Regions from separate parts of the Homo sapiens genome. Here region 2 is linked to region 1. A link is an interaction called in ENCODE POLR2A ChIA-PET data of the cell type or tissue named here. Cell type or tissue: PC-9. All regions are shown on one strand. Links, peaks and the distances in the headings refer to the core of each region. The heading gives the core; the rest is flanking DNA.

What was found. Peaks named below come from ENCODE experiments on the same cell type or tissue, not always from the same donor. Only the 100,000 strongest peaks of a DNase experiment are listed, where the experiment ranks them.
Region 2: POLR2A ChIA-PET joins it to region 1 with 10 read pairs; 4 of 35 experiments call an interaction of 5 or more read pairs at or near these places.

What each region holds. Positions count from the first base shown.
Region 1 is chr6:56,796,064-56,812,167 of GRCh38, forward strand. All of the region lies in intron 4 of DST (dystonin), which reads right to left. Among named protein-coding and RNA genes, the nearest start is that of DST-AS1, 40 kb to the right of the region's middle. In PC-9, for the core only: no CTCF peak of the experiment used is centred there; no DNase peak of the experiment used is centred there.
Region 2 is chr6:56,741,060-56,757,163 of GRCh38, forward strand. All of the region lies in intron 4 of DST (dystonin), which reads right to left. Among named protein-coding and RNA genes, the nearest start is that of DST-AS1, 95 kb to the right of the region's middle. RefSeq lists an enhancer at 10,827-11,410. In PC-9, for the core only: no CTCF peak of the experiment used is centred there; a DNase peak (open chromatin) is centred at 8,692; H3K27ac peaks cover 1,697 bases.

The DNA of each region.
Region 1 (16,104 bases), core at 2,657-10,656:
TTATCTGTGCCCCAGGGATACGGGGCAACCATACAGAACGAAACAGAACAGCTCACAAGGTTCTGTGCAAGTAAGACCCAAAAAGATGCAATACCTAATGTGTCTGAATGTTTGGAGAAAATAACGTTAACAACTGGGGGTGAATTTATGATAAATACATAGAAAACTAAGCAAAGAAGCAAGACAATTATTAACTACAGAGCACAAACAAGGAAAGTCATGCAAGAAAGAAACAGTCATAATTTACTCATGACTCAGCTGTGAATAGCATTTACTAAATCACAATAATGTGACAAAGAATAGTGATCTAGACTAATGAATGTGGTAACTACATTGGGAAGACAGAGAATGGAGAGTATGACCTGTCTAGTGGTAGAAACGGTGAGAGTGAGCTAAATGTTCTTCTTCCAGAGAGGAAATCCAATACACAGGGCACAAAACAGAAAATCAAGAAGTAGATCCAAAAATTTGTTATCTAGTGATATGATTTAAATATCAAAAGAAACAGCCTGCAGTGTGAAATGCTTGTCTCTAGGATGCAGGCAATGGTTGGGAGTGGTGGGGGTGAGTGGCTACAGAAGCAACTGCAGATTTTCATAATAAGATTTATAGAATTATTTCAGTTTTAAACTATCTACATAAACAATCTGATTAAAAAACTAAATTTTAAAAAATAAATATTGTTATATACTGTAGTAACGTAACAAGGAAGGAGGGAGAGAAGGAAGGAGGAAGGAAGGAAGGAGAGAGAAAGGAAGGGAGGGGACTATAAGCAGAGTAAATCCTCATCTATTTTAACAGGAATTAAGAGCAAATGTCTGCAGTTTGCATATTTTTCTAAAAATCACAGCATAAGCATTTTATTTAGAATACAGAAGTACAGGCATATCCATTTTACTGCACTTGGCTTTATTGTGCTGTGCAGATATTGCATTTTACATACTGTGGCAACCCTGTGTCAAGCAAGTTTAATGGCATTATTTTTCCAACAGCATGGGCTCACTTCCTGTCTCTGTGTTATATTTTGGTAATTCTCACAATATTCAAACTTTTTCATTATCATTATATCTGTTATGATGATGTGTGATCACTGATCTTTAAGGTTACTCTTTAAATTCTTTTGGGGCACCACAAGCCACAACCATATAAGACAGTAAACTTAATCAAGAAATGTGTGTTCTGACTGTTCCAACAACCAGCCACCATACCCCTGGCCTCTCTCCCTTTCCTCAGGCCCCCTTATTCCCTGAAACACAACAGTATTAAGATTAGGCCAATTAGTAACCCTACAAGGGCCTCTATGTGTTCAAGTGAAAGGAAGAGTCACATATCTCTCACTTTACTCAAAAGCTAGAAATTATTAAGCTTAGTGAGGAAGGCATGTTGAAAGCCAAAACGGGCCAAAAGCAAGGCCTCTTGCTCCAAATAACTAGCCAAGTTGTAAATTCAAAGGCGAAGTTCTTGAAGGAAATCAAAAGTGCTACTCCAGGCTGGGCATGGTGGCCCACACCTATAATTCCAGCACTTTGGGAAGCTGAGGCAGGCGAATCACCTGAGGTCAGGAGGCCAACATGGCAAAACCCTATCTCTACTAAAAATACAAAAATTAGCTGGGCGTGGTGGCAGGTGCCTGTAATCCCAGCTACACAGGAGGCTGAGGCAGGAGAATCACTTGAACCCGGGAGCGGAGGTTGCAGTGAACCGAGATTGCGCCATTGCACTCCAGCCTGGGTGACAAGAGCGAAACTCCGTCTCAAAAAAAAAAAAAAAAAAAGCTACTCCAGTGAATACATGAATGATAAGAAACAGCCTTACTGCTGACGTGGAGAAAGTTTCAGTGATCTAGACAGAAATTCCCTTAACCAAAGCCTAATCCAGAGCAAGGTCGTAACTCTCTTCAATTCTATGAAGGCTGAGAGAGGTGAGAAAGCTGCAGAAGAAAGATTTGAAGCTAGCAGTAGGTTCGTAAGATTTAAGGAAAGAAACCATCTCCATAACATAGTTCAAGGCAAAGCAACAATTGCTGATACAGAAACTGCACCAAGTTATCCATAAAATCTGGCTAAAATCATTGATGAAGGTGAATCTAAGCAACAGTTTATCAATGTGGACAAAACAGTCTTCCAATGGAAGACTATACCATAGATATCTCTTTATTGGAGATGCCACATAGGACTTTCATAGTTGGAGAGAAGGCAAAGCCTGGCTTTAAAGCTTCAAAAATCAGGATGACTCACTTATTAGGGACTAATACAGCTGAAGTTGAAGTTGATGCTCATTTGCCATTCTGAAAATTTTATGGCCCTTAAGAATTACGCAAAACTACTCTGCTCATGCTCTATAAATAGAAAAACATGCCTGGATGACAGCGTATCTGTTTACAGAAGGGTTTAATAACTATTTTAAGCTCACTATTGAGATTGCTCAGAAAAAAAAAGATTTATTTCAAAATATTACTGCTATTGGCAATGTACCTAGTCCAAGAGCTCTGATGGAGAGGTACAAGCAAATCAATGTTTTTTTCATTCCTAATAGCATAACATCCGTTCTGTAGCCCATGGAACAAGGTGTAACTTCAACTTTCAAGTATTATTATTTAAGAAATACATTTTGTAAGGCTACAGCTACCATCAATAGTGATTCCTCTGATGGATATGGGTAAATTCAATTGAAAATATTCTGGAAAAAATTCACCAAAAAATTCACCATTCTAGATACCATTAAGAACATTCATGATTCATGGGAGGAGGTCAAAATATCAATATTAACAGGAGTTTGGAAGAAGGTGATTCCAAACCCTCATGGATGACTTTGAAGGGTTGAGGACTTCAGTCCAGGAAGTAACTGCAGATGTGGTGGAAATAGCAAGAGAATTAGAAGTGAAGCCTGAAGATGGGACTCAATTGCTGCAATCTCATGAGCAAACTTGAATGAATGAGGAGTTGCTTCTTATGGATCAGCAAAGAAAGTGGTTTCTTGAGGCAGAATCTACTCCTGGTGAAGACACTGTGAACACTATTGAAATGCCAACAAAGATTTAGAATATACATAGGACTTAGTTGATAAAGCAGCAGCGGGGCTTGAGAAGATTAACTCCAATTTTGAAAGAAGTTCTACTGTGGGTAAAATGCTAACAGCATCACAGGCTGGCTCCAGTGGCTTGCACCTATAATCCTAGCTACTCAAGAGGCTGGGGCAGAAGGACTGCTTGAGTCCAGGAGTTCTGGGTGGTAGTGAACTATGATTGTGCCACTGTGCTCCAGCCCAGGCAACAGAGCAAGAAACTATCTCTCTTTTTTTTTTTTTTAAATCACATACTATAGCTAAATCTTTCAAGAAAAGAAATGAATTGATATGGCAAACTTCACTGTTGTTTTATTTTAAGAAATTGCCACAGCTACTCAAATCTTCAGGAACCACCACCCTGATCAGTCAACAGCCATCAACATCAAGGCAAGACCCTCTACCAGCATAAAGATTATGACTCGCTGAAGGCTCAGATGACCTTCAGCATTTTTTTTTTTTAGCAATAAGGACATTTTTGTGTTTTTTGTTTGTTTGGTTTTGTTTTTTTTTTGAGACAGAGTCTTGCCCTGTTGCCCAACTGGAGTGTAGTGGCACAATCCCAGCTCACTGCAACCTCCACCTCTTGGGCTCAAGCAATTCTCCTGCCTCGGCCTTCCAAGTAGCGGGGATAACAGGCACGCACCACCATGCCCAGCTAATTTTTGTATTTTTTTAGTAGAGATGGGGTTTCACCATCTTGGCCAAGCTGGTCTCGAACTTCTGACTTCAAGTGATCCACCCCACCTCGGCCTCCCAACATGCTGGGATTACAGGCATGAGCCACCACGTCCAGCCAATACAATCTTTTTTAATTAAGGTGTATACATTATTCTTTTAGACATAATGCTATTGCACACTTAATAGACTACAATATAATACAAGCATAACTTTTATATGCACCAAGAAGCCAAAACATTTCTCTGACTTGACTTATTGCAATACCTGCTTTATCGTGGAGGTTTGGAACTGAACCCACAGTATCTCCAAGATATGCCTGTAACCACCAGACACATTTAAACATAATTCCAAATAGACTGTGGGAACCGAGTAGACAAAGGGAAGAAGGGGAACTGAAACACTTCATTTTCGTTATAAATCCTTCTGTACTGTTTGATTTTGTAATCATGTGCATATAGTATAGTGTTTTGAAAGTTATTCAAAGGTTTGTTTTTAACTGGCAACCTGCTTTATTTACTAACAATTTCTTTAGAGTCAACTCTATTGATATAATTCTAGTTCATTTTCTTAACTGTACATAGTAATAATTGCCCAACTATACAATCACTAACTTATCCATTATAATACTGATAAGCATTTAGTTTGTTTCTGAAGTTTCTCTATGAAAAGCAATAGCACAATGAAAAACTCCTATCCCCAATCTCCATGGTGCCTCTGATATCCTAGGATGAGAACATCCCCAGCGAAAAAGAATCTGCCTCTCTCTAGAACAGAAAATTAGGTTTTGTCTGGTGGAAGATTCAAGAAACTCAACAAGTTTCAAAAAGTTGTAGAGAAGCATTTTCAGAGGTGTTAATAGTTACAATGCCATGTATATAGCAACAACCTGATAAAAAATAAAAACAAAAAAAATAAAAACTCCTATCTAAGGTTGGGCATAGTGGCTCACGCCTGTAATCCCAGCACTTTGGGAGGCTGAGGTGGGAGGACTGCTTGAGCCCAGGAGTTCGAGACCAGCCTGGGCAACATGGTGAAACCCCATCTCTCCAAAAAATACAAAAAATTAGCCAGGCATGGTGGCACACACCTGTAGCCCCAGGTACTCAGGAGGCTGAAATGGGAGGATCACCTGAGCCCAGGAACTCAAGGCTACAGTAAGCCATGATCACACCAATGCACTCCAGCCGGGGCAACAGAACAAAACATTGTCTCAGGGAGAAAAAAAAAAAAAAAAAAAAACCTCCTATCTACTCACACATGTGCAAAATTTTAATCTGTTCGGTTGTCTTCAAACTTTTTACATTATGTTGCCCCAAAGAATTTTTAACCTTTGCCACATTTTTTAAAACATAAACTCCAGATTTTATATGGATTTCATCAGTTTTTCATTAATATCCTCTTTTTGTTTTAGGATCTCATCCAGGACGACAATGCATTTAATTGTCGTATCTCCCCAGTCTCAAAGGCTGTTTTTCACTTACACTCAGGAGATACTTGTTTAAGCACGGTCATTTGTATAAATTTAACCAAAACATTTAACTTCTCTGATTCTCAGGTCTGTTTGCTGTAGAATGAGGAAATACCGCTATCTGAGAATATCTAATAAGATAATAATATGAAAAGGCCCTATAAACTGTTTTCATACTGGGAGTGTATATTTGCTTAATACATATTATTCACAAGCTAGTCAAGGATCTAAAATGTCTTCTCTTATAAAATGTCCAGAGAGAATTAAAATTCTCTTCCCCACCCCAACCCGCCAAATATGTAACTTCATCTTTATAACTACATGGAGAACCCAAAGACTCGACATGTTCATAAAGGACTTACATATAATGTTTGAGAAGCCCCAAGGAAAAAAATCACAATGTAAGTCTAAAGAAGTGATAATATAAAATGTATTTAATGTTCTAATCTTACTAATACAAGTCACACAATAATTTTTTTTTTTTTTTTTTTTGAGATGGAGTCTTGCTCTGTCACCCAGGCCGGAGCGCGATGGTATGATCTCAGCTCACTGCAACCTCCACCTCCCGGGTTCAAGCGATTCTCCTGACTCAGCCTCCCGAGGAGCTGGGATTACAGGCATGTGCCACCACACCTGGCTAATTTTTGTATTTTTAGTACAGGAGGGGTTTGGACATGTTGGCCAGGCTGGTCTTGAATGCCTGACCTCAGGTGATTGGCCCACCTCAGCCTCCCAAAGTGCTGGGATTACAGGCGTGAGCCACCACACCCAGCCGTCCACATAATAATTATTAAGAGAGAAACTAAAGCCAATTTCTAATTCCTTAATATCTACTACCATTTCTATTTTTTGTTTTTTCATTCATCTATTTAATTTTTATATTTAAGGAATAATCTGAGCATTATTAGCAGAATGATGACATGGAATTAACAATATGAGTACCCTATTAAAATTTTTATAATTCTATAAACAATCAAAATTATATTTTCTGATATCCATGGACAATGAGCAACAATTTTCTTAGCTCTATGAATTTAAGTACCACTTTTCTTAAAACTCTTAGGGAAAAAATGTAAGTCAACCTTTTAAATTTGGTAACGGGAAACTCAGCCAATAACACTTTAACAAAGTGTAGCATGTAAGATTTTAATAAATATTTTTGTTTGGGCTTTAATACTACTAGTTTTATACATGTATATATATATACATATATACACAAACTATGAACATCCTAGTAGGATTCAACCACTGAGAATTATATCAAATATTGACTCCTAACTGCCAGCTAGACTCTAACAGGACATTAAGACAAAGACATCTTTTAGGACAAAGCATGAGCTCATGGGAACGTACTAATTTATCTGATATAGCACAGTGCCCTACTTTTTAGTAGCAAGACCTTTCCCTTGCTTTACACACATTACACCCATTGATATCCATGGGAGCCTGATGCAGGAAAGGAGCACCATGTGGCCTCTTGGAAGGGAAAAATTTATGTCTGCTTTTGAATGTTGTTTGCCACCTGGAAGCCAGCCAAACCAATATAAACATCCCCATTCATAAAGCACTGGATAATTCTTTGTCTTCAGTAAATTCCAGACTTTTGAAAAGGTCAAATTCAATTCGAGAAAAGGGAAATCATTATACTTTAAGAAGGCCCAGAACACAGAAAGAATATCATACATTAAAAGATAGTACAGTACTGACAAATAATCCAAAATACTGTAGCTGAGATGAAAATCTGCAATAATAGCTGCCATTTGGGGGCTGTTTTTAATGTGTTAAGCATTGAGCTAAATGCTTTACATAAATCATCCCATTTGATTCTCACAAAAATCAGGGAAGTGGATGTTATCCATATTTTGCAGGTGAGGAAAGTCAATCTTAGGTTAACTGGCAGAACCAAAACTGTAAAACCCTGTGCTCCTAAAATACTACAGCGTACCTACCATTAACTGTAGAACAAGGGCAATAATATTAGCCAAGTGTCTGGATATAGCCTATTCCTTGGGAAATCACTTTTAAAATTTATGCTGCAATCTTACTTGGTAACTTTGCTTAGTTTTCCATCGGCGTTGTTTTTTTCTTTCTTAATATCTATCATAGTGACACTATTGATTAAATACACCTTCAGTTTCTTAAATGTTAAGGAGACTGCAAAATATGAAAAAAAACAATAGAATAGCCTTTAATGGGACCATGTGAGTACAAGCATCTTCCATTTAACCTAACTACCACCATTTTCTTTTGATATAATTATCAAACTTTTCACGCAATCATTTTCTGCACTGCCAGAGGCAGAGCTCCCTTTCAATAAAAAAGATATGAGGAGATGCTTTTCCAACTCGTACAACCCCTGATATGAATCTTACAGGCAGACCAGGCTGGCCAACAAAGTCAACTCCCATCCTGACAGACCAAGAGTTCAAATACTTTAATACTGTGGTAACCCCGACCTTTTACATTATTCTAAGATGCCTTCTGTTAAAGCTTAGAACAACTCCCTAGGGAGCAGTGCCACAGGAATTTCTGTAGTTCATGGAAAAATCTGAAAAGCACAGATACAATTTCTTTGTAACCCAATCTCCAAAAATGGGAGATTTGAAGTGAAGGGAAGATTTGTGTTAGAAATGAAGGCAGCTTTCCCATCACATAAATGAAAGCAAAGAACAAAGGTCAAGGGTCACCACCCCATTTCACTGAATCTAAAGTCCTCAATACCAAACATATGACCAAATTCAGTCTTCCAAATTGTTACAATTTAGCTGGCTATCTTTACTGCGTAAATTTGAATATACTGTTTAAATCATAGATTTCATTTACAAAATCAAACTACCAAGACACAGGATACACTAAGGTGTATATATTGCATAATTAAGTAGTAAAACATCCCAAGGGCTCCAACCACAATTAGATTTTTACCGTAAGGATTGAATGCATGGTAATCAGAGAGATCATCTGTGACTCTGCAATGAGAAGGATTTACACAATTTCCAAATTCTGAAAACCAGGTTATTGCAATGCCTCTGAAATACAGTTCTAGGAAAAGCTGTCGTTAAGTAAGATTAAAAATAAATGTTAAAAAAAAATTTAAGGTAATTATGACCCTAGTTTCACAGAGATAACTGTTTTGGTATTACTAAAATTTACTATTGATACTATATACTGATTTAAAGAGAAAGAAATAACAAGAAATATTATATTGCTTGCTCCAAAGAAATCTTAATATATCTTAGCCTCTTTTGACAATTAAAATCTGCTGAGGCTCAATACAGGTTTACCTAAAATTCCACTGCAATAGTACATTTTTTAAGGCCACATCATAGAAGAGACAATGCTCTAACGACCACGCTAAAGAAGTTCCATTAAATACATATGCACAGAGGAAATGAACATAACTGTATTAAGCCAAACTATAATCCTCCCCAGATCTTGTTAGAGTAAGCCTTTATTCTGTTGATAATAATTATCAGTAATCCCTTACATACAAGAACACTTCTCGCCCATTACTGATTCATAAAAAGTAGAATCAGCAAGTTTTGCTACTATAGTGTCATTTCAAGCTGTCATTTCAAGCTGAGGTTGCTTAACTAATTTTGAACTCACTTTACAAGATGTAAAAATTATATCCCTTTTAATTCTAAATTTTTCATTAAATTTCATTTAGGGTACAAAATTGTGAGTGTTCTGATTATATAAAGATCATTTCCATATTTTTAATTTTATATTTAATTTTAAACATTTAAATAAATATATATTCTACAAATCATCATTTATTCATTAAAATTACTCAGATTACTTTTGTCTGTAAAACAAGGTCTAAACAACTGACAGAGTTCTCAAGCTAAGTTGATAAATAATTCATAAATCATGTGCATCATGCAGTTTCTAAAGAAACTGAATCATCTGGGACTGGGGAAACAAACGAGGCAGCCAAGAGTTTTGATTTCCTATGTGGGTGTCAGCAAATCAAATACCTTCCTTATGACTGAGTTAGTTTATATAGAAACAAGGTAAAATACAAGGTCTTTGGAAAATCACATTCACTATTGGAAGACAAAATTTCCATGTTATCTTAAAAAATAAAACTGAACTTACTATTAACTGAAATTTGAAGTTAATATCACCATGGAGTCAAAATACTATCCCTGAACTACTACAGTAGTTATACCAGCTCTTAAGTAAAAACGAACAGATTCACATTAAAAACAAACAAAAAAAAACACCTTCAGTATTTCCTAGTTAAGCAGAATGATTAAAGAGCAAAACAACTGGTTAAACTATCAATTTGGTTAAATGATTTTTATTGAATAAGACAAGCATGGGATGTCACTTTTCAAAGAACTACAATAAGCTGCTAACATTTATTATCTACCATGTGCCTACTGGCACCATTCTAAGAGTGTAACTTAAATTAATCCTCAAAACAGGCAGGTACTAGTATCATTCCCATTTCAGAGAAAAGGAAACTGATACACAGATGGGATACACACTTTGCCCAGATTTAAACAGTTGGGAAGTGGCATATTTTGTTCTAAAACCAATACTGAATACAATGTAATGATTATTTGATGATTCAGAAAGGAATAGAATATTTAGTCCCAAATACAGACTCTTTCTGAAGTTAAATCATGACTGTACAAAAATGTAGACATCACATAGACACAGATATCCCAAATCTCCCCGTAAGAAATTGCTTTGCATTTCCCTGAAGGACCCTGACAGTGCTGACATGCAAACCTCATTAGGATGGGGGTAAGTGACAAGGTTCTGATTTCAAAACAGTGGACTTTCTGAATTCATAAGACTGAGAATAACAGTGTAACAACCAGTTGATTTAGTCACTATCAAATTATTTTCACATCTCATCTTCTAAAAAGTTTTAAATAAAAAATATCATTTTCTCCCCCACTTTCCCATAAATGAGGCAAAATTTAAAAATATATATTCTGTGCAAACACTTAAAGTATGTTATTCTAGTTAAGTTATTGCCCAATCTACAAAATACTCCAGTGGAAAATGGGGTGATAGTGAGCTAGCCCCAAACTCTGAAAATTAAACCCATAAACACATAGTAGGAGAGATTAAGACAGTGACATACAAAAAGAGCAAAATCTTCCAAGCAAAAGCAGAAAGCAATATTGGAAAATCAAAGGAAGACTGGACTAAATGCAAGGAAAGCTGTGGCCTAATCAATGGTATTAACATAATCCAAAGGAAGAATGTGTAAACAGCTACAGCTGGAGAATGAATGGTAGTGTGGAGTAGAGAAAAGAGAGGCCCTAAAAGCAAGCGTGTGGCAGTGTTCATCAGCCATGCTGACCATAAAGGGAGCCCTGAGCAGCTGCTACTAACCATCTGGTTGCTGGGCAAGAATAACTATTTGGCAGAGGTGGATCCAACAGGCCATCATTACTTGATGGTAAAGATGACAATGATGATAATAATGACAACAACTTGTATTGTGCAGTAAACTTTTTGCCAGGCATAACATTAGGCCTTTAACATACATCAATTCACTTAACCCTTAGACAAAACCAATGACATATTATCCCTATTTTATAGACAAGGAAGATGACGCTCACAGAAGCTAAGAAACTTGACCAAGGTCACTCCATAAGTGACAGAGCCATGATTTGAACCCAGATATGAGTCTATATAATATACCTATAGCTCTATATACCTATAAAGATGGCTGAGAGAAATTAAAGGAGATCTAAATATATACTACGTTCATAGATCAAATGACTCAATATTGATACTTGTGAATTTCTCCCCACTGACCTTTTTTTTGAGACAGGGTCTCGCTCTGTCCCCCAGGCTGGAGTGCAGTGGCACAATCTCAGCTCACTGCAACCTCCGCTTCCCAGGCTCAAGCAGTCCCCCCATGTCAGCCTCCCAAGTAGCCTGGACTAGAGGTGTGTGTTTTTTGTAGAGACAGGGTTTTGCCATGTTGTCCAGATTGGTCTTGAACTCCTGGGCTCAAGCGATCCACCCACCTTGGCTTCCCAAAGTGTTGTGATTACAGGTGTGAGCCACTGCATCCAGCCTCCCAACTGATCTTTAGACTCAACACAATTACAATCAAAATCATGGCAAACATTTTTATAGAAACTGATAAACTGATTTAAAAATTTACATGGAAATATAAAGGAACAGACTAGCCAAAACAATTACGTAAAAGGACAAACTGGGACTCACATTACCTGATTGCAACATTTAAAGCTATCATCATCAAGATGGTGTGGTAATGGCATAAAATTAAACACACGGGTCAATGGAACTGAACAGGGTCCAGACAGACCTAGCAATATAGGGTCAACAGATTCTTCCCAGAGGTGCCAAGTTAATTCAACGGAAGAAAGGACAGTTTTTTCAACAAATAGTGCTGGAAAAACTAGACATTCATACGTAACTAGCATATTACCTAGCATCATACACAAAAGTTAATTCAAAACAGACCACAGTCCTAAATGTAAGGGACAAAACTATAAAACTTCTAGAAAAAAATGTAGCTGCATATCTTTATAATCTTGAGTTAGGCAACAACTTCTTAGACATGTCATCAAAAGCATGAACCACAAAAGAAAAAAATTGGTAGGCTGGACTTCATCCCAATAAAAATTTTTTGCTGGTCAAAACATAATTCCTATTACTTCCAATTCCAGGCATACTATGGCTTCTCATACAGATTTTCTGATAGAAAAAAATGTACTAGTCTTCTATCCAACATGAATGTCCAAACCACTTGGCTGTTGAATTCTTTTCACTATACGTTAATAAACAAGTTCTGGTTTAAACATCAGGCACCTTGGAGTTTGTTTACCTAGAAAGGGTGAGTCTCCCTGGGCTAAGAACCAGACCCTGAGCTATGACGTCATCCAAGTAACACCCCATGACTTCTGGCCCACCTACCCAAGCCCTAACAAAGTCCACAACTGTTTGTTATAGTTTCTTTTGAAAAACAGTACTTTGTTTAAAAAAAAAAAACCAACTGAGATTGTCCGTGCTGCTACTTTTTTCTCAAAAATACAAAAGTCTATAGGAATCGTTTATATTTGCTATTAAATACTCCAGCAATAAAGTTTGAGGACAAAAAGCGTTGAGAGACATGAAACATGAAAAGTTTGAAATAAAAACAAACCACAGTAATAATAAAACTTAATGCAGTGGGAAAAAAATGTAAAATTCATGTTTTCCATTCTTATTTTTTAAATCATGGAGAAGAAAGGGTAAAAAATGATTTACCATTTATCTAATATGTTGTAATTGTTTCCTAAATGAAAATAATAAAATTATCCACAATTGAGCTAACCCAACATTCCTTTAATAAAGAAGACTACGGATGTGGCTACTTAGATTCAGCATAAAATATCATTCTATTTACTTTTTGCTATTCAAATTAAATTTGATTTCCCACAACTAGTAAGATGTATTCTACAATTTGTTTTCCTGCAGTAAGATTCAATTGAGAGGTTAAAATAAATGAACCAGTGAAACTTTTATAATCAGCAGATGGAGCACAAGCTAATAATAGAAACTAGACAACATTTCCTCCCACCTGCTGGTATTCTGTGTTTATCAGTCAGTGATAACTTCAGTAATTTGTGAATAATGGCTAGTGGGCAAATTTGTTGCATGAGTCTGGTGTAAGTCTGGTTTATATTGGACTGCCTAATGTGAATCCCACAGTGCGGTGCAGCCTTCCTCATCACCCACACTGCCCTCCATGGTCATCTGTAATGTCAAATCACTCAGCATCTGATGGCAAAGGGAACAGCTGGGAGGCAGGATTGTGTGAGGACTCTACACTATTGACTCACTCCTCTCAAACCTCCCCACCTTCTCTTGAAAGGCACTCATCCCTCTTCTGCCCTGTGATCTGCTTCTTGGTGCTCTCCCTTAAGCCTCCAAGATACTACCGCACCCCAAATTCTTTCTCTGTCTCCCACTCCAAAGTCAATCTCATCAGTCACAAAGTATTCAAGGAATGGGTCTGGTATCAGGGAACAAATCTCAACTGCCCCTCCCCGAGTGAGGCATAACTTCTGAATGCTCCAATCATCTTTTTCTGTCAGGGCATCAGTCAGGGTGCTAGCTAGAGTCTCAGGGGTATACAAATCTTTCAAACACTATTAAACAATCTTATTTCACAACCTAACCATTTGAGTGGTAGCATAAATTAAATTTAATAATGAATATTGCCATCTTATGATGATTATATTCTTATATAGTCAAACATTAGAAACCAAAGAAATTAGAGCCTGCAATATACTATCTCTCATAGTTCTACCTGAAAGAAAAAATGTAAAGCATTAAAATATTTAATAAATTTTTGGCTGATGCCTGCACACATTTAATTTAATCTCCCACCTTCCACATAGATCATTGATAAAATCATAGTAAACGTAACCATTCATGATTCATTCTGTGGCAAGATACTCAATAAAGCTTAATTATGTTTACCACCTTGAACTAGAACAAGAAAAGAAACTGATATATTTTAGACAGATTTTCAATCACAAGGGTATAACTTTTAAATAAACTTCTTTCTGCTTCATTTTCCCCTAAGAAATTATATGAACAACTTAAATTTTGATATGCAAATTTTTAGGAATTTTAAATATAGCATTTTTACCTATCAGTATTACTTTATTATTTTTGTCTCCTAGTAGCACTAAACGTGTTGGCCTATAGAAAATAAAAGGATGACAACCCGTACTTTCAGTAAACAGTTAAAGAGCAAATTTTAGTTATAATATATTTATGGGCCAGGTAAAGTGGCTCACACCTGTAATCCCAGCACTTTGGGAGGCCAAGGCAGAAGGACTGCTTGAAGCCAGAAGTTCGAGACCAGCTTGGACAACATAGCAAGACCCCACCTCTATAAAAAATTAGCCAGGCATGGTGGCACGTTCCAGCTACTTGGAAGGCTGAGATGAAAAGATCGCTTGAGCCCAGGAGTTCAAAGCTGCAGTGAGCTATGACTGTGCCACTGCATTCCAGCTTGGGTGATAGAGCAAGACTCCCATCTCTTAAAAATATATGTATTATATCTACACACAACATGATACCACCCCTTCCAGAAATGGCAGCATTTTATAGTAATACACTGAGACTATGTCAGTTATTCATAACATACCCAAGTATAAACATCTGAATTCTAAGGAGTTTCTTGTTCAACCATGTGTAAAAGTTCATAAATTCTATGTTAAAAATCTTATGTTCCTACCTTTTAAGAACCTAATAATTTGCAAATCCCCTTCTGAAATATGTGATCATATTTGCAAATCCTCTTCTGAAATATGTGGTATGTAATGTTAAAGCAGTGAGGGACATCAGATGTAACATAATGCAAACTACACACCACATACACTAAACACCCACCACCCCTACCAAAATTAAAAGGCAAATGATTTGCTCAGGGTCTCACAGGGAAAAAAAAAAAAGGCAGTATCAGGGTAACTCCAGGTATCCTGACTCCAAATGTGTTTTATTCCTCCTGCTACATCATGTCATCTTCATTAAGAAGAACAAGATACAGCCTCCTTTCAGGCTGGAACACCTCAGGTTTTCAAGGAGTTCTGACCAGCAAAAAACCTGGGAGAAAAAAGTAGAATGGGAAGCTGGGTATGGTGACTCTTGCTTGAAATCCCAGCACTTTGGGAGGCAGAGGCAGGAGGATCGTTTGAGCCCAGGAGTTCAAGACCAGCCTGGGCAACATAGTGAGACCCCCCATCTCTACAAAAACTACAAAATTTAGCCAGGCATGGTGGCATGCACCTGTAGTCCCAGCTACTTGGGAGGCTGAGGTGGGAGGATCACTTGAGCCTGGAAGGTAGAGGCTGCAGTGACCTGTGATTGTGCCACTGCACTCCAGCCTAGGCGACAGAGCAAGACCCTGTCTCAAAAAAAAAAAAAAAAAAAAAAAAAAAAGGTAGGATGGGGAGCATGTTCCCAGCCCCAACCTGAGAGACGAAGCAGGAAGTACTGGGTCCCTGACAGTAGAGAAAGGAGTAAGCCAGGAAAGTCTCTCAGCTGACACCAGGGAGGGATCCAGAGAAAAGCCAGGTCCTCTCCCCCTGCTACCAGAAGGAAATGGGCCATGGACCCAGCTCTGGATTTTCTGAATGGAATGAAGTAAAACGTCAGGATGCTATAGCATCATCAATATTATGCCTTGGTTTCCTAACAGAACATGTTAAGGAAATGTGCTATTATGAGATCCATTTAAGCCCATTTAAAAAGAAACTGTGAAGCAAATCCATTTGTAAATTGGATACTATCTTTCATTTAAAATGGAGAAGAAAAAAACAAAGCTTAAAGTTAACTACCAGCTGATGATGAAACTGTGTCAGCCTTATTTTCCCATTTGCCTGGTAAACACAAGGTGACCTGCCAAAGGTCTTTCTCATTTTCACCAACCACAATCTGATATATCAATGTCAAGACCACTTTGAAAACAAGAGAAAGCACTCACTTCTTTATTAATAGATAAAGTGATTAGAAATATAAGTTCCTTGATAAGACAAAAGCAGGCCAGGCACAGTGGTTCACACCTGTAATCCCAGCACTTTGGGAGGCCAAGGCAGGTAGATCACTTGAGGCCAGGAGTTTGAGACCAGCCTGGCCAATATGGTGAAACCCCATCTCTACTAAAAATACGAAAAAAAAAAATTAGCCAGGCGTAGTGGAGCACACCTGTAGTCCCAGCTACTCAGGAGGCTGAGGCATGAGAACTGCTTGAACCCAGAAGGTGGAGATTGCAGTGAACTGAGATCACACCACTGCACTCCAGCCTGGGCAACAGAAAGAGACTCTGACTCAAAAAAAAAAAAGAAAAGAAAAGAAAAGAAAAGAAAAGAAAAGAAAAGAAAAAAGAAAATATTCTA
Region 2 (16,104 bases), core at 5,379-13,378, 52 kb before region 1:
AAAAACTGGTCCTATAGTTCAAGGAACATGAGGTAAAACAGATTCTATAGATAAATTGGCTAATTACTTACCAAAGCAGTATATTAAGAAAGCTGATTTAATCAAATAATTTACCTCTAAGTACAGAGGTACTTACTATACAAAGGTTCTTTTGATCAATGAGGTTTTGTTGTTGTTGTTGTGCTAGATGCTCAAAAGCACTGCTAATAACATGATATTTCGTAGGTACTACTGAGGTAATATCTAGGAATTATGATCCGTAACTAAAGTACATAAGATACAAAGACTAAATAACACACATAATTCATAAATTCTGATACTGTTTTCTAACAGGAACAACCTAAACCTCTTCTTTTAAACCATGATCAACTTAAATGAGTCCCATTCAAATACCAAAATATGCTCTTTAACATGAGAAGGCTTCCACAATGCTACAGGAATGAGAAAAGAGTTAATGTGAATTCTAAAGGCTTCAACTTTCTTCAAGAGAGCAACCTAGAGTCAGAGAATAATTTAAGTCTGGGAAGACTTTGTAAATCACACCACTTTCCATACACATTATTTCAAAAGGGAGTTATTTCAAAAGGGAGTATTCCAGATTACACCATCTAATTTTCCAATTACAAGTCTCATAATGGTTCTTTATTTCATTTCAGTTAGAGATGTCTAACACTGAGATTTATATTTAGAGCAATGTTGCTACAGCAACAAAAAGGGAAACTCATTCCTGTGATTTTAAACAATTGAACTTTTATAACATTCCTCTATTTGAAAATTATTTCATTTATAGATTAAGTTTTCAATAAAAATATATATTTATATCCCCCTTATAAAGTGTAACAGCTGAAAATATGTAACGACAATGAAGACAAAGAATAACAGAATTGGGGGGGAACAAATAAATGCAAAAAGAGTACTGATTATTACAATCTATATTGACTGGTTTTCAGTGAAATCCAAACAAAGCTAAACTCACTCAGTACCACACACGCAGTAAGTATTGAGATTATATAAATACATATTCTGTGGACAACAATAGGCAGGGGAGTTCTCTCCAGGGAGCCTCAGAAGTTGTCCTGATTTCAGTACAGGTTTTCGAAAGATGCCCGACAATCAGCTGAACTATCGCCATGCAAACCAAAGCAGGTAGTGCAACTTTCCCTTCCCAGTTCTGAAAACATGAAAGTGATAGTATATGTGATACTACTAACCCATACAGCACATCAGTCCCACCAGCTTTGCGTTCCAATCTTGATCATTTTTCATGAGCTGCCCCATCATTCTGCAGGAAATCTGTGCAGCAGTTCCCTAAACTCTCTCCGTACAAACTCTGATGTGTCAGAGTCCTGTTAACTTTCTATGTAGAAAAGAAAACACTGACTAGACACTCCTACTTGCAAGCTGAAAACTAGTCAACACCTCCTTTTAAACAAATATTAACAAAGCCAGACTCCTCTACTATTTTTGTAGGGGATATATACAACTGTTACTAAAAAGAAACCAAATTGTCTATTTCTTCTTTTCATTTTAAAGTTGTTCTTAAGAAGTCCTTTAAAAAAAGTTTTAATTCCCTTTTTTTGTTTTGCAATGAGGCGAACCAATAGGATGTTAGATTTCACAGCTGAACTAACTCATCACATTCTCTCTTCTAACACCCCAGGCAGAATTTCCCTGCAATAAAAATAAAAAAAATCCAGCCTAACTTGTTTAACTTATCCCTGATATGTGTGCTAGTAACATGATTTGGAAGGATCACCTTTATAGGCTAGACATACATCCTTCTGGGAGAAAACCACTTTTGGGTATTTCTTTATGTATGCCTTATGGATACATTTTCATTTGGATTTCACAATAATTCTGAGTTGGGTAGTACTGTCCTCAGTTTAAAGCTGTGAAAATTAAAGTTGTAGAGATTAACAATCTAGCCTAAAATTCCACAGCCAAAGTGGGATCTTAAGAAGTCTGATTCTAAACGTTTATGTCATCAAACAATAGAACCCCTAATCTAATAATGCAGGAAAAGCAAGGTGCCTCAAATTTAGGAGCACTTCACTTCTAAGTATGAATAAATGAATAATGAAAAGTCAAGACATAAGAACCCTTGTTCTAAACAAGCAAAAGACAAACTATCTTTGGCATTCTTATGCTTGTCTGAAACGTTAGACCAATAGACCTTCCTGAATAGAAACTGTATACATAGTTAATTCCAAAAAACAAACAAACAAAAATGATCACTACTTACTTCAGCAATAGAAAACCACCATTCAATCACACCACAATACTGCTGGATTAACAGTTGCCAAAATGCTTTAAAACATCTTTATATGATTTTCTAACCCTATTCTAAATATACTGTAAATGAATAAATTGTACCAGATCCTGCTGAGAAGTTCAAAGTATCTGCTTAGTAAATAGCCCTTCTCTTCCTATCTCTCCTTTTCCAATTATCTTTAGAGCCCTTGCCTCCGCTACACGAAAGCCTAAGCCTGTCTATTTCACTGAAACCAGGATAATAATAATAGCAAACACTTAGAGAGCACTTATTATTTGCCAGATGTTGTTCTCAATTACACACACACATATATAACACACACACACACTGCACATTATACTCATAACAATCAGTGAGATAACTTTCATTTACAGATGAAGAAACTGAGGCACTTAGAGGTTAAACAACTTGCCCAGGATCACAAAGCTACCAAGAGCAGAGAGTGCAGTTTGTAAAAGCCTACTCAACTTTATAATTTCATACTTAGGAAATAAAATTCTAACTTTTAAAAAATGAGTTAAAAATAAAAAGTAAAGCTTGGGCTGTGCATGATGGCTCACGCCTGTAATCCCAGTACTTTGGGAGGCTGAGGCAGGTGGATCACCTGAGGTCAGGAGTTCGAGACCACCTGCATGGTGAAACCCCATCTCTACTAAAAATACAAAAAATTAGCAGGGCATGGTGACAGGCACCTGTAATCCCAGCTACTCAGGAGACTGAGGCAAGAGAATTGCTTGAGCCCAGAAGGCGGAGTTTGCAGCGAGCCGAGATCACAGCACTGCACTCCAGCCTGGGCGACAAGAGTGAAACTCTGTCTCAAAAAAAAAAAAAAAAAAGTAAAGCTTGGCCCGATTGTTAATGGTGGGAATCCACAGAAGATGGAATTTACCTTCTGAGCTTAATGACTCTAAAGAGTGGAGGGAGGGGAGCTGCAATGCTTCACTAAGAAGTTACATCAGAATTTAAGGCAGGGATGAGATTTCTGAGTTTAAGGATCAGATGTGAATTTTAAAAGATGGAGAAAAACTTTGAAAAAGGCTGTATCTCAAAAAAAAAAAAGGTAAACATTAAGTGTTAGAGTTGTGTAGAAATAATATGGAGGGAGAAGAAAGGACGCTAGTCAGTTTCCCCATTACTGCCTGGAAATAGCTCTGTGGTACAACACAGTAAAAATATTGCAAGTAAACAGCTGTAAGATTGTTGGTATTATAGACGAAAGAAGGAAGGAATAGTTGGGATCGTTGAAAAGATCAGTTCCTGAAAAAGATGGACAATGGATGGTTGGTGAACAGGGAGCTGGGTGAAAACAAATCAAAGAGGCTGCACATCACCACCCTGCAGAATCCCATCTCAAACCACCTGTGAGCTATCAGCTCACACCCAATCATCAGCTGACAGCACTGCCTCACTCTAGTAACACCTCACTTGCCTACCTGATTTGACCTTCAACCACAGAAATCTCAGCCAACATTACTTGGTGACTGGAGGTTGTAGCTGCCACGTAGTTGAAATGGGTAATAGGAAAAAGTCCCCACTCTCATTTTAATTGAAAAATCTTTTCAAATGTTCATTCCCACAGGAACATCATTATGGTTTATTTCTATTAGTATAGACGTACAACTGATGTTCATGTTCTAGTCAATCCAACTTTCATCCACTCATCTGTGACTTATCTCTGTGGAAGGACAGACTTAGAGGAAGCTACTTAATAACTCTGAGCCTTAGCCACAGTCCACTCCCCAGCCACTCGCCCCTCCACCCTACTTTTGTTAAAAGGAAGGTCCTTACCAGGAAAGTTATCAGATAAAATTATTCATCATTAAGAAAAAGTTTCCAAAATACTTTAGGACTCCATAGGTGAAAGTATACAAATGCTGTTATTTCCACGTAATTTCTTAGCTTAGTCACTACTGCAAAGTCCCACATACATAAAGCCTACAGTTGGTCTCACAGTAATAAATATTGTCTGCCTCTGTTGTGGCAACAAAAGACTCTCATGTTGCTGCATGTACAAAGAAATATTGTAAGGTGTTAAGAAAAGCTTTCTTCTTGCACATTTCAAGAGAAGTGTGGAAATAACAAGTCCAACACACAGCTACAGTAAAATCTTTGGATTTATACTACCTGGTAGTACACGAAGAAATTATACAATATTAGAAATAAGACAATTCTTAAAACAAATGGAACCATTTAAAAATATAGAAAATAATGGTTTTAAAATAGTTGGGTGGGAAGAATATTTCAAAACAAGTCATGAACCAAAAAAAACTAAACAAAACTATCAAATTTGACAAACCACTGATATAACAGCAGACACTGTAGACAAAGTTTAAAAACTCACTAGAAGAAAACATCTGCTATATATGTAAAATATACATCAATAATATCCAAATAGAGTAATAACTCCTATTAATTAGTAAGAAGGACAGCTCTTCCTAAATTACAAATGATGTGAGCATACAATTCATAGAAGAAATGCAAATGGCCAACAAAAATATGGGGTAATACTAAAGCATCTTTCTAATCAGGAAATGCAGATAAAATTATTTCATATTGGCACAAATTTGTAAGAATGATAATGCTGAATGCAGAGAAATAGGTAGTCCCAAGCTACCGTAATGTGGGTGTGTAAAATGGCAGAGACTTTTTTATTTTTTATTTTTTTTAACAGACAGGGTTTCACTCCATCATTCAGGCTAGAGTACAGTGGCATGATCATAGCTCACTGCAAACTCAACCTCCTGGGCTCAAGCAATCCACTCAACTCAGCCTCCTGAGTAGCTGGGTCTATATAGGCACACCCCACCACCCCCAGCTAATTTTTAAAATTTTTTGTAGAGATAGGATCTCCCTTTTTTTGTCCAGACCGGTCTCCAACTCCTGGCCTCAAGCAATCTTTTAGCCTTGGCTTCCCAAAGTGCTGGAATTAGAGGTATGAGCCACCTCACTCGGCCACAAAGACTCTTTTGAGAGCAATTTAGTAGTGTCCACTGTAACTTAAAATCCATATACTTTCTGAACCAATAACTCTACCTGTAAGAAACAAATACTTGCTTATATATGATTAGCATACTAAGATGTTTACCATAGCAAAATATTTGAAACAATTTAAATATCAGTCACCAGGAGACTAAATGAATGAATTATAGTTCACCTTTCACCTATCCTATAAAATTTTAATAAAGGAAAATCTGCACATAGTAACACAAAAGAGGTTTACAAGATCAGTGAAAAAAAATGGAAAATAATATATATAAAAGGTGTATATCATGAGGAAGAGCAGTTTCATCAGTAGAAGAGAGTGGAAGCTATAAGGAGAGAGGTTGGTAGATGGTGTCTTTCCTATCTCATTCTACATATTTCCAGATTGAGTGCCTGATTATTTTACAAAGAGGGTGTATTTGTTTATTACTATTAATAATAACTGTGAGGGAAAAATGTGTTTCAGGTATTTTATTCATTTATGTATTACATATTCCGGTGGACTCTATGGAAGATATAGAAAAAAATACTGAGACACATGCCAGAGTACCCCATTCTGGTCTGAAGGCAGAGTTAAGCACTCCAGGCGTGACTGGACTTGCTCTTAGGCTGATGGCTGCAGGAGGGAAGGCAAAGGGGAGAAGACAGGGGAGGGGTGAGAGTTGGCGAGCAGAGGTGAAGGTGCAACTGGTGATACCTTTTTCAGAGAATGGCTGCCCAGTCTGAGATACAAAACAGTGAAGGCACAGGAGGTCTCTGAAAGGAGAATCAGTTACTGAGAATATAGTCAGAAATTATACTGCGTGAAGAGTCTCCTTGTTCAAAGTTTAATTGCCACAGAACAAAACAAATGGTTTTGTCAGCATTTGTCATGAATCCAGACACAGGACAAGAGTAGAATGGTAGAATGTGCTAGGTAAGCTGAGATGTAAACTACAAATGCCATAAATCTCTCCATACAAATGCTTTTTTGTGTATCTCCTCCTCTACCACTATCTGCTCTCCCAGTCATCAGATCTCCTGCCTTCCTGTAAGTGCAGTTGCTGAGCAGCTGAGGTTCAATCTTATTGTTGGCTGGGATCTAGGGGATCAGGTTCTGCTCTGACAAGGAATTTACTGGTATCTGTTCTCACAATTGGCTAAGAATTGAATATAAAACTCCTAGAATCTACCTTCTCCTACCTGAGCATCCTAAAAACATATAAAGAGATTCCTAATTATAGTTATACTGCTATAACATTTAAGTATTATATATAATCTAACTTCTGCTGATCTGAGTCACTGTTTAAGGACAGAAAGCTTCTGCAACTCTTAATCTGTAACATGCTAACCTTAAGAAATTAGACTTTTTTAAAAGGTTTTCACTATCAGCCTTTCTTTCTAGATTCAGAGCTCTAGATAAGAATATACCCCAAAGCACAGAGATATGTAACTCGATGAAAATAAATTCAATAAGCATCATTTCTACATTATTTATATGTAAGGTAAATCCATTATATTATGAAGACCTTAAGTAATTTGGTGTTTTAAAGTATTCAGTTTTGAAAACTTTTATAATCACTACATATATGTAAGGACATAAACAGAACAGTTTTCACTTTAAAAATCAAATTCATACAAGATACCTTCAAAATTTATTAAAGCAGGACCTCCAGTAACTCAGATAAAAATAAAATCAACAAATTATAAGGAATAAATACAGTTTTTCAAGTTTCTTTGAAATTTTATGACTTGTTGGTTTCTGAAAGAATCCTATTTCTTCTTACCTTTATGCTATTTTCTGTCCCAGCCAATAGCCTACCTGGACAACATATACCAACATAAGTTCATTAAATAAGTAGGTGCCTTTAGACTTCAAAATATAAAAGAATATATATTCCTATATATGGTTTCATATATGGTTATGGTTGTATATGGTTGTATACCCTGTATATGGCTTCACTAGATTGTATTTGGTAGGCTTTGGTAGGCAGCTATGGTAAGGACAAAAAACAAGATTTAGGAATCAGTAGGAGGCAAGGAATCTACATAAACCTAGGTTCAAATATTAGCATCAAAACTGGCTAGCAATTTCAGCTTGGGAAAATGATTTAACTTCTGTGCAACTCAAGTTTTCTCATCTATAAAACAGAATCATAGGTATTACTAGACACCTATTCACACAGTATTCTTATAAGCACTAAATACGATAATAGAGTATAATTAAGATTATGTAGTAGGCTCTCAAGAAATACACTGGCTTCCTAGACACTTCAATTAAATCAGCAAATTCTTATCCAGAACATGCAATAAACGTCAAAATCACAACACTATACACTACAGAATTTCACATCATCTCACAACAATCTTACTACTGTCTTTATGGATCATCATCCTCTTCTTATTGATTTTTTAAAAATAAATTTCAAAGAACATAACCTAGCCCAAGATTTCTGTAAGCAAGGAAACAGCAGAGCTGGAATTTGGCCCGGATATTCTAATACCTTTTCCACTGTACAAAATTAAGAGGTAAGGGTGAATCAAACCCATACAGTCTCCAACATCAAGGAACTAGGACAGGACATAAGATAAACAGATGTGATTTCTTACTATATCAATTCCAGAAAAAGAAAAACCAAAATAAAATGTCCTTGGCTGTTTAGGATCAAGCCGTTCACTAAATAAACTGCATAAAAGTCCCCTATATTGTAAATTAGAAAAAGGTACAGAGAAATTTTCATTCTTCTCAAGGTGATGGTATAAATCAATACAAGGTCAAAAATAAGAGCTTGGGCCGGGCGCAGTGGCTCAGGCCTGTAATCCCAGCATTTTGGGCGGGCAGATCACCTCAGGTCAGGAGTTTAAGGCTGGCCAACATGGTGAAACCTCGTCTCTACTAAAAATACAAAAAATTGGCCAGGCGTGGTGGTGTGCACCTGCAGTCCCAGGTACTCAGGAGGCTGAGGCAGGAGAATCGCTTTAACCCGGGAGGCAGAGGTTGCAGTGAGACGAGATTGGGCCACTGCACTCCAGCCTGGGTGACAGAGTATGACTGTGTCTCAAAAAAATAAAAAATAAGAGCTTGGGAGCTCTTGCCTTTCTCTGATACTGTAGGTTACTACACAGTGGAATGCTCTAATTCCGTTTACCCTGAACATAATCAGTTTTTCTTGATAAGTATGGACTGGTACCATGAATACGGCCTAAGGAATAAAATCAGATATACCTTAATACACGGCCTAATATTCATATAAGAAGTTCCATTTTTCATGAAAAAAAGTGATCTAGAATTCTTAGTAACTACTTTCATATCACTGTGGTCTCTTTAATTTGACCAGGGAGTTTAAGAGTATTTTTTCAGGTTGTGAGGCCACATTTTTTAAGGCAATGGAAATTACAGGTATGATTCACATGTGTAATGCTTTTCATTCCTATAATAGAACAGGGCCAGTCACAGAGTGAGTCATCAGCAGGAATAAATGGGTGGAGAACACCAAAGACAACTGCTCTGAACCACTGGAAAAAATTTTCATTCTGGGTTTGTTCATAATCACATGGCCTCCCACTTAAAGTTGCTTATTTAACTGTAGTTTACAGCTGGTATGGACAACTGCTTTAGTTACAGGATCACCATGCATGCCCCAGTGGGCTTTAGGAACCACACTCAACACAACCACACTAACCCAACACCATCCCAGAAGGGCTCTGCCGCTACCACCACCATCGCTGCACCCCTCTCCCTGCAGCCACACCCAGGAGTACAGATGAGCAAAAGGAAAGGCACACATTAAATGTTAAGTGTGTGGGGTGCCCGCAGACTTCTCTCTGAGGCTTAATTCCTCTTGGTAAAAAGATCTTCAAACCTGTTTTAGCTAAGGACTCATTCTCCCAGTCAATACCCAAAACACAACATGTAAAACAGACAGAGATAAAGTAGCTCTGACTGGAGTCAGAGGAGAAGAGTTTACCCACTAGAGAATATCACCTTGGGTTGATCATCTCCATACCTCAACTTTCTGTATCGTTCCAATTTTAGTATATGTGCTGCCAAAGCAAGCACCATACCTTAACTTTATAGTGAACTCTTGCCTTGTCCACTTGCTTGTCCTGAAAACCAAAGGCAAACTTTGAAGAACTGGACACCTTTCTGAGATCTCCTTACAGACATTTTAAAAATAATATACGCTTCTTTATTGCCTACTATGAGAAGAGTGGTCTCAAACTTTCAAATTCCACAGTCCCTCCTATCTATCTTCATGAGAAAGTAACATAGTCACCTTCTAGTCCCTAAGACAAAAAAAAGAAAATATGCAAAAGAAAAGAAGAGGAAATGCATTTTTCTTTGTTTCCACACTTTTATTAAGAAGTAGATAAATTATCTAACAAAAATCAGGGCTAGTAAAGAAGAAAGAATGAATGATGTGCCAATAGCAACAGACACATACTGAGGAAGTTTTCCTAATAGCTAATTCTGTGTGGTAAAAACAATCACCCTGAGATAGCACTGATGGGAGACTCCACTGGTATAACCTTTCCAGAATTTGGCAATACTGAGCAAAAGCTTTAAAAGTGTTCATAATGTTTTGTGTTCTATAAGCCAATGTCTCATATTTATATAGCACTGACTATATGCCAGGCCCTGTCCCAAGCATTTACATTTTTCACAACAGCAGATGGTTATTGTTCCTCTGTTACAGATTTTAAAAAGAGGCATTCAGAAGTTAAGTAATTTGTTCAAGGCCCCAGAATCCATGCTCTTAACCCCCAATGCTTCAGGTTCTGGAATCTAAAAAAAAATCCAAACTTCAGATGAAGATCAAAACAAGAAAATATTTATTTTAACATTAAATGCAAGTCATGCCTGTTAATAGTCAATATTTTTTAGCTATTATTATTAGCTACTAGTAGAAAAACATCCTAAACATCCAAGAATAGAAAAATTATCAAGTCAGTTATCATAGAGCCACAAAAAAAGATTACGCATTGATTAAATAGACGTCACCAATAGGGAAAAAATGCTTGGAAGTGCCTAAGAAAAAAGATTATAAGGGGATATGCCAATATAACATTAGTAATTAAATGTAGGTGGTAAGATAATCAGTAATTTTTATTTTCATCTTTTTTCTTCCAATTTTTCTTCAAAGAATATCTATTTTTTAACAATTATTTTTTTACAGCAGGCATTCTTGTGATATTTTGGTTTTGAGAATCTCTCAATTTGTACAATACTTTTTAAAATGTGTGACACTACTGCTGGTGTCAGCTTGAACATACAGGGTTAAAGCTGCAATCCCAGGTTCAGGCAGCCATTTAAAATGCTATGGAATTTTTCCCAAGAGATAATAAGCCACTGGGTTCCCTCAGAGAATAGAGAACCACCATGTGGCCCATTACCTACAGACCAAGTGAGCATTTAGCAGCTTCTGTATAACTACGAAATTAAACTTAGAAACTAAAATTTTTTTCCATAATGAAGTAATTTCAAGACTCCTAAAGCCACAGGTATGACTCAGGGATCTGCTCCAGGCCAAAATCATTCCAAAATAAAAGAGAAGAGAGGAGGGTAGAATAGGGATATTATAGAATTTTAAACTTCAGGCATCACCTGACACCTGACTAGAAAAGCTCAAAGCAAATTACTAAAAATGTAGAAACTCAGTCTACACTTTTTGCATACAAATCTCTATAAGTTAATAATGGCTTGAATCACAACTCTTATGAAGCTTAGATTTCCATGCTTCTAAAGCTTGTATCAAGCACACAAGTGGGTCTCCAGTATTTCCAAACTATTCTTTTTTTTTTTTAATGGGCCAGGCTTTTTAACAAGGTAGCATTCCATTCAGTCAACAAGCATCTCTTGAAAACCCACTAAGCACCAGGCAAGTGCTAAGCACTGGCAATACAAAAAGGCATCATGAGTCATCCTGTCTTAGTCCAATGGGAGACAGACTAGGAAGCCAGAATTTGCAAAACTGCATGGTAAGTGCTATGACAGAACTATGCAAAAAGAGCTTGGCTTGATTTTATGCTTTTTTTTTTTAAATCAAGGTACAACTAACATAAAATAAGTAAATTTTAAGTGTTCTGTTCAAAAAGTTTTGAGAATTGTTTGCATCCTGTAACCCGCACCCAAAACAAGATAAAGAACATTTTCATCCCCCAACAAAGTTATCTTGTGCCTCTTTGCCATTAATACCCACCCCCACTCCCACAGGCAACCTGATTTCTGACACTGTAGATTGATTAGCTCTGGTTGTTCTATGTTTCACATAAATATATGCATGCAGTCATTTGAATCTAGCTTCTTTCACTCAGCATAATACATTTGGGACTCATCCACACTATTACATGTACCAGTGATTTGTTCCTTGTGATTATGGAGAGGCATTTGACTGTATGGACTTACCAGTTTGTTTATTCAATCACCTACTAAGGCTGTTTGGACACTTTCCAATACAATAGCAGTTTGTATTACTATAAACAAGATTGAGTTTTTTTGTTTTTTTTGTTTTTTTTGAGACGGAGTTTTGCTCTTGTTGCCCAGGCTGAAGGGCAATGGCACGATCTCAGCTCACCGCAACCTCTGCCTCCCGGGTTCAAGCAATTCTCCTGCCTCAGCCTCCTGAGTAGCTGGGATTACAGACATGCACCACCACACCTGGCTAATTTTGTATTTTTAGTAGAGACGGGGTTTCTCCATGTTGGTCAGGCTGGTCTCGAACTCCTGACCTCAGGTGGTCCACCCGCCTCGGCCTCCCAAAGTGCTGGGATTACAGGTGTGAGCCACCACAAGACTGAGTTTATCTATCTGTTTCATCTCTTTGATTTGTATTTGTGTGGTTTTACGTAGGAGGCAGTGATATGGCGAGTATAAGGTAGAAGAAGGCATAACTGTGAGAGTGGATATGGTATGCAATGCATACAGAAGAGTCATGAATGGCTACACTAGAATAAAACACCTACAAAGATATGCCATGCTAAAAAGCTGGGAGTCTATCAGGAAGGCAACAGAAAACAGTGAACAGAACATTCAAATGGCTGCATATAAGCATTTTCCTCTCAGTTTAGAGAGCACCAACTTCAAAGGCAGAAATACCAGACCTCAAATCCCCACTCTGCTACTAACTCTATTGGCTAAAGCAACAGTCTTATTAAAGACTCCCTAAGATTTATTTGCATCATCTGTAAAATAGGGATAAATAGCACCCATTTCAAACACTTGCATAGAAGCTAAAAAGAAATAATGAATGTTATGCACCTAAGAGAATGCTTAACATAAAACTGTAGTTCTTCTTAGTGCTATTTGATAGACTTAAATGCATTGATCTCAAATATTTCCTGCAATCTAGTAATGGCAACATCAGAGGCATCCTTCTGGCTTCTGCTAATCTCTATCTACTTTAGTAACCACAGAATTATCAAATGGGACTCCAAGAAACCTATTGTTTTAAATTAAGTTAACCAAAGTTCTCTGGAGAAAATGTTTAGGAAAAAAATGAAATGAGTAAGCACAAGTTAACAAAATGAGGTTTGGAAGTGGCAACAGGACATGTATCATGGAGGCATATTCATTAACTAGACACTTGTTCATAGTTATGTCTACCCTTAAAACACAACTGATTGTCCAGTTAGAGTAACAGCATAACAGCATAGCCAGTGAAATGTCCATGGTTCCAAAATGCAGCCTAGAACAAAGAACACAGTAATGCTTCTTAAAATGGAGCTTTTTGTTTACATGAGCCATTTTGGAAATTCACTTCATACCACTGATAATGAAATTTTCAATTACAAAAGAAATGACTTTCGGTTTCTTTTAGCAATAGGAATAAGAAAGAAACTGAAGAATATATAGTGATAGATGCCATTCCAAGTGATCTCTGGTAAGAGTAAAGTAACTTATTTATAAAGTACAACTTCTAAAAGGAAATCAATTAATTCAACAAAAGAAATACGTAACTTATTTGTAGATGCTAACCTTTTAAAAAGTGTAAACAAAATAAGTAACATTCATAATAAAGGCAGATTTCTGTCTGAATTTATACAATTTTTCTATGAAATTTTATTTCTGCGATGGGGTCTGTGTGACTGATTCTTTCTAAGTTCTATGTTCTTAATTGAGAGATCCAGACTTCATTTAATCTACTTTAGCATGTCATCTATCACAGGTCCTTGAGAGTAAATGTGCTCAATTGCTTCTAAATACAGACCATTCTCATTATCACTAGTTTCTCCCACATGGCAACCTCATAAATATTTATTAGCAAAATATAGACAAAATCTGCTGAATTACAGAAACTGAAGATATAGCCCCTGAAAAGATCCAAGAGCTATGTAAACACAGCCACTAAAATAAAAATGTTACATATATTAGAGCTGGATTCAAACAAATCAACTCTTAAAAAAAATTAAAAAATTAAATCTTTGACCCATGAATATTTTAGTGTGGTAAAATAAATGACTTCATGGTTCCAAGATAAATTTGTAAAACCTAAAAATATTTTCTAACAGTCAAAACTAGATATGGATAAAGTATTTAAATTAAACATATGTTCTTTAGTTCATAAGTCCTGAATAATTTCAGTTAGTATAAGTTATTCAGAAGTTAGGTACTCTTCAGAATCAGAAAGGAATGAGATAAACAACAGGATTATAAAGAAAATATAATTGGATTATCCCTTCTATTTCACTAGCTTATAGTAATACCAAGTAATGTCTATTTTTTTCAGCTCCGAAGTACATTCCAGGACTATAAAAAATACCAGAAAATGTATGAAATGTATAAAACATATATAAAGTATATATTCCTTGCCATCAAGTCATTTCAAATCTAATGAAGAAAATAAAAAAAAAAAAAACAAGACATTAGACACTAAATAGGAAACCGGTTGACTACATGCAGAATAGGGACTGAGAGAAGAGTTACCAGTGTAACCCTGAGTACTTGTAACAGACCTGTGGGCACGCAGGAGGAGTTGTACAGGAGTTGCACAGTTGTGGGTAGCTAGAAGCTCAGAGACTGACTTTGATTATGTAAAATTTAAGAAGACAATTGTAGGTAGCAGTAGCAGAAATACACAAATGGAAATGAGCATAATGTGAGACAAGGAAACTAGTATTAATAAAATCACACTGCATTGGCAGAATACTTTCATGTAATTACCCCACTTTACATTCACATATACTCTGTAAGTAAGGCAGATACTTACATTTAAAGATGAAGAAACTGAGGTACTACTCAATGAGAGCAGCTTATCCTTATCACTGATCTCGTAATCAAGGCTTGATCACAGGTCTTCAGATTACCAAATCCCCTATTCTTGCTAAACACTACTAGCTCAGAGACTGACTTTGATGATGTAAAGTTTAAGAAGACAAAAATTTTGGTAGACTTTAAGGCAAGTATTATAAAATAATATTTTGAAATTTATTCCCATTTTCTCTTTTGCCTTTTGGCATGAAGTGTTTATCAGCCTAAAAAAGAGATTATAGAAATTCTATAAAAAGACAGGAATAACCATTTCTGGTTTATAAAATAGGATTATTCAGCAAGACACATAGCCTTGCTAGCCATACTATTGCCTGGAAAGATGTTTCCAAATTGCTTTTATTTCTGTCTCCCTTCCCTGCCTCCTTTTAATCAGGGGCCTGATCTAGCTCTTCTCCAGGGTAGAAAAGACACGCCACTTCCAGCGATGACAGCAGAGCCATAGGGCTAGCTAAAAGGAGGATATGATATAGTATATGTAGGAGAAAGACGACGGAGTCAAGAGGGGAGTCAAGACTAATTTTTCCTGTTCAGGCTTTGGCCCTGAGAGGAGGAGGTGCATTCAGTGAATAAGGAGTGATGTGGAAGGCACAGGGGGCTCTTGACCCACTCCCTATCTGGTACCGTGTAAAGGAGGCTACCCTTGGTTCTGCTTGGTACAGACCAGACACAGAAGTGTCTGTGTGTCTGGCTGGGACACCTCCCAGAGGGGTCATCCTAGCAGGGAGAGGGGGCTCTCTAGCAAGGGATACAGAGAAGATCACATGGGCCAGGAACAATCAAGCATCCCAGAAAGACTGCAGATGGGTGTGGAGCACTAGTGGAAAGCCAAGGGGAAGTCACATCAATGTGGGACACGGCCTGAGTCACAAGAATGGGCCAGAGTTCACTGGTAGCTGACTTAAGAATCAGTGGCCCACAAGGTGCCAGGCATCCAAGACAGAAAAGGGGTACAAATCACCCAGGAAGCAGGGGTCCTAAAAGCCAGGATAAAGACGCTGGCAGGAATGAGCACAGTGTTTTCCCCAGAAATGCAAGGTTGCAAAAGCCACATCTCTCCCTCAAGACACGCAGAGAAAAAGAGAGGGAGAGGAAGCTGCCTTCAACAACCAAGCATTTTTATCTAAGACAGAACAAAGATCAGAGGAGACTGTTCGATTTGCCACATCAGACTATGCTTTAAAACAGATTCAATTTTAGTACATTTTCTCACTAATCAGAAGGTGAAACTCATAAAGATGACTAGATCAGCCATAAAAGACAATATTTTCTCTGCATTTCCAAGTTCAATCATGAATTAAATCTTTCAAGCCTAGTACACAGGGCAGAAAAGTTGGTTTTATACAGAGAACAACAAAGAGTCATGGTCTTTTTTCAAGAGAAGTATTAATAAGACAAAAGCTCTCAGCAACTGTATGTGATACTGGATGAATCAATGCCTTGCAGCAAGCTCAGTCTCATTCCAGAAAGGGCTAAAATACTCATTCAGACTATTTTCATTTTAAAGCAAAGGAACAGAGATGGTTCCAGGAAGAAAAAAAAATACACTTTTAGAAAAGCAGGACTTCAAACAATGCAACTTTAAACAACTGAGAAACAGTGACAG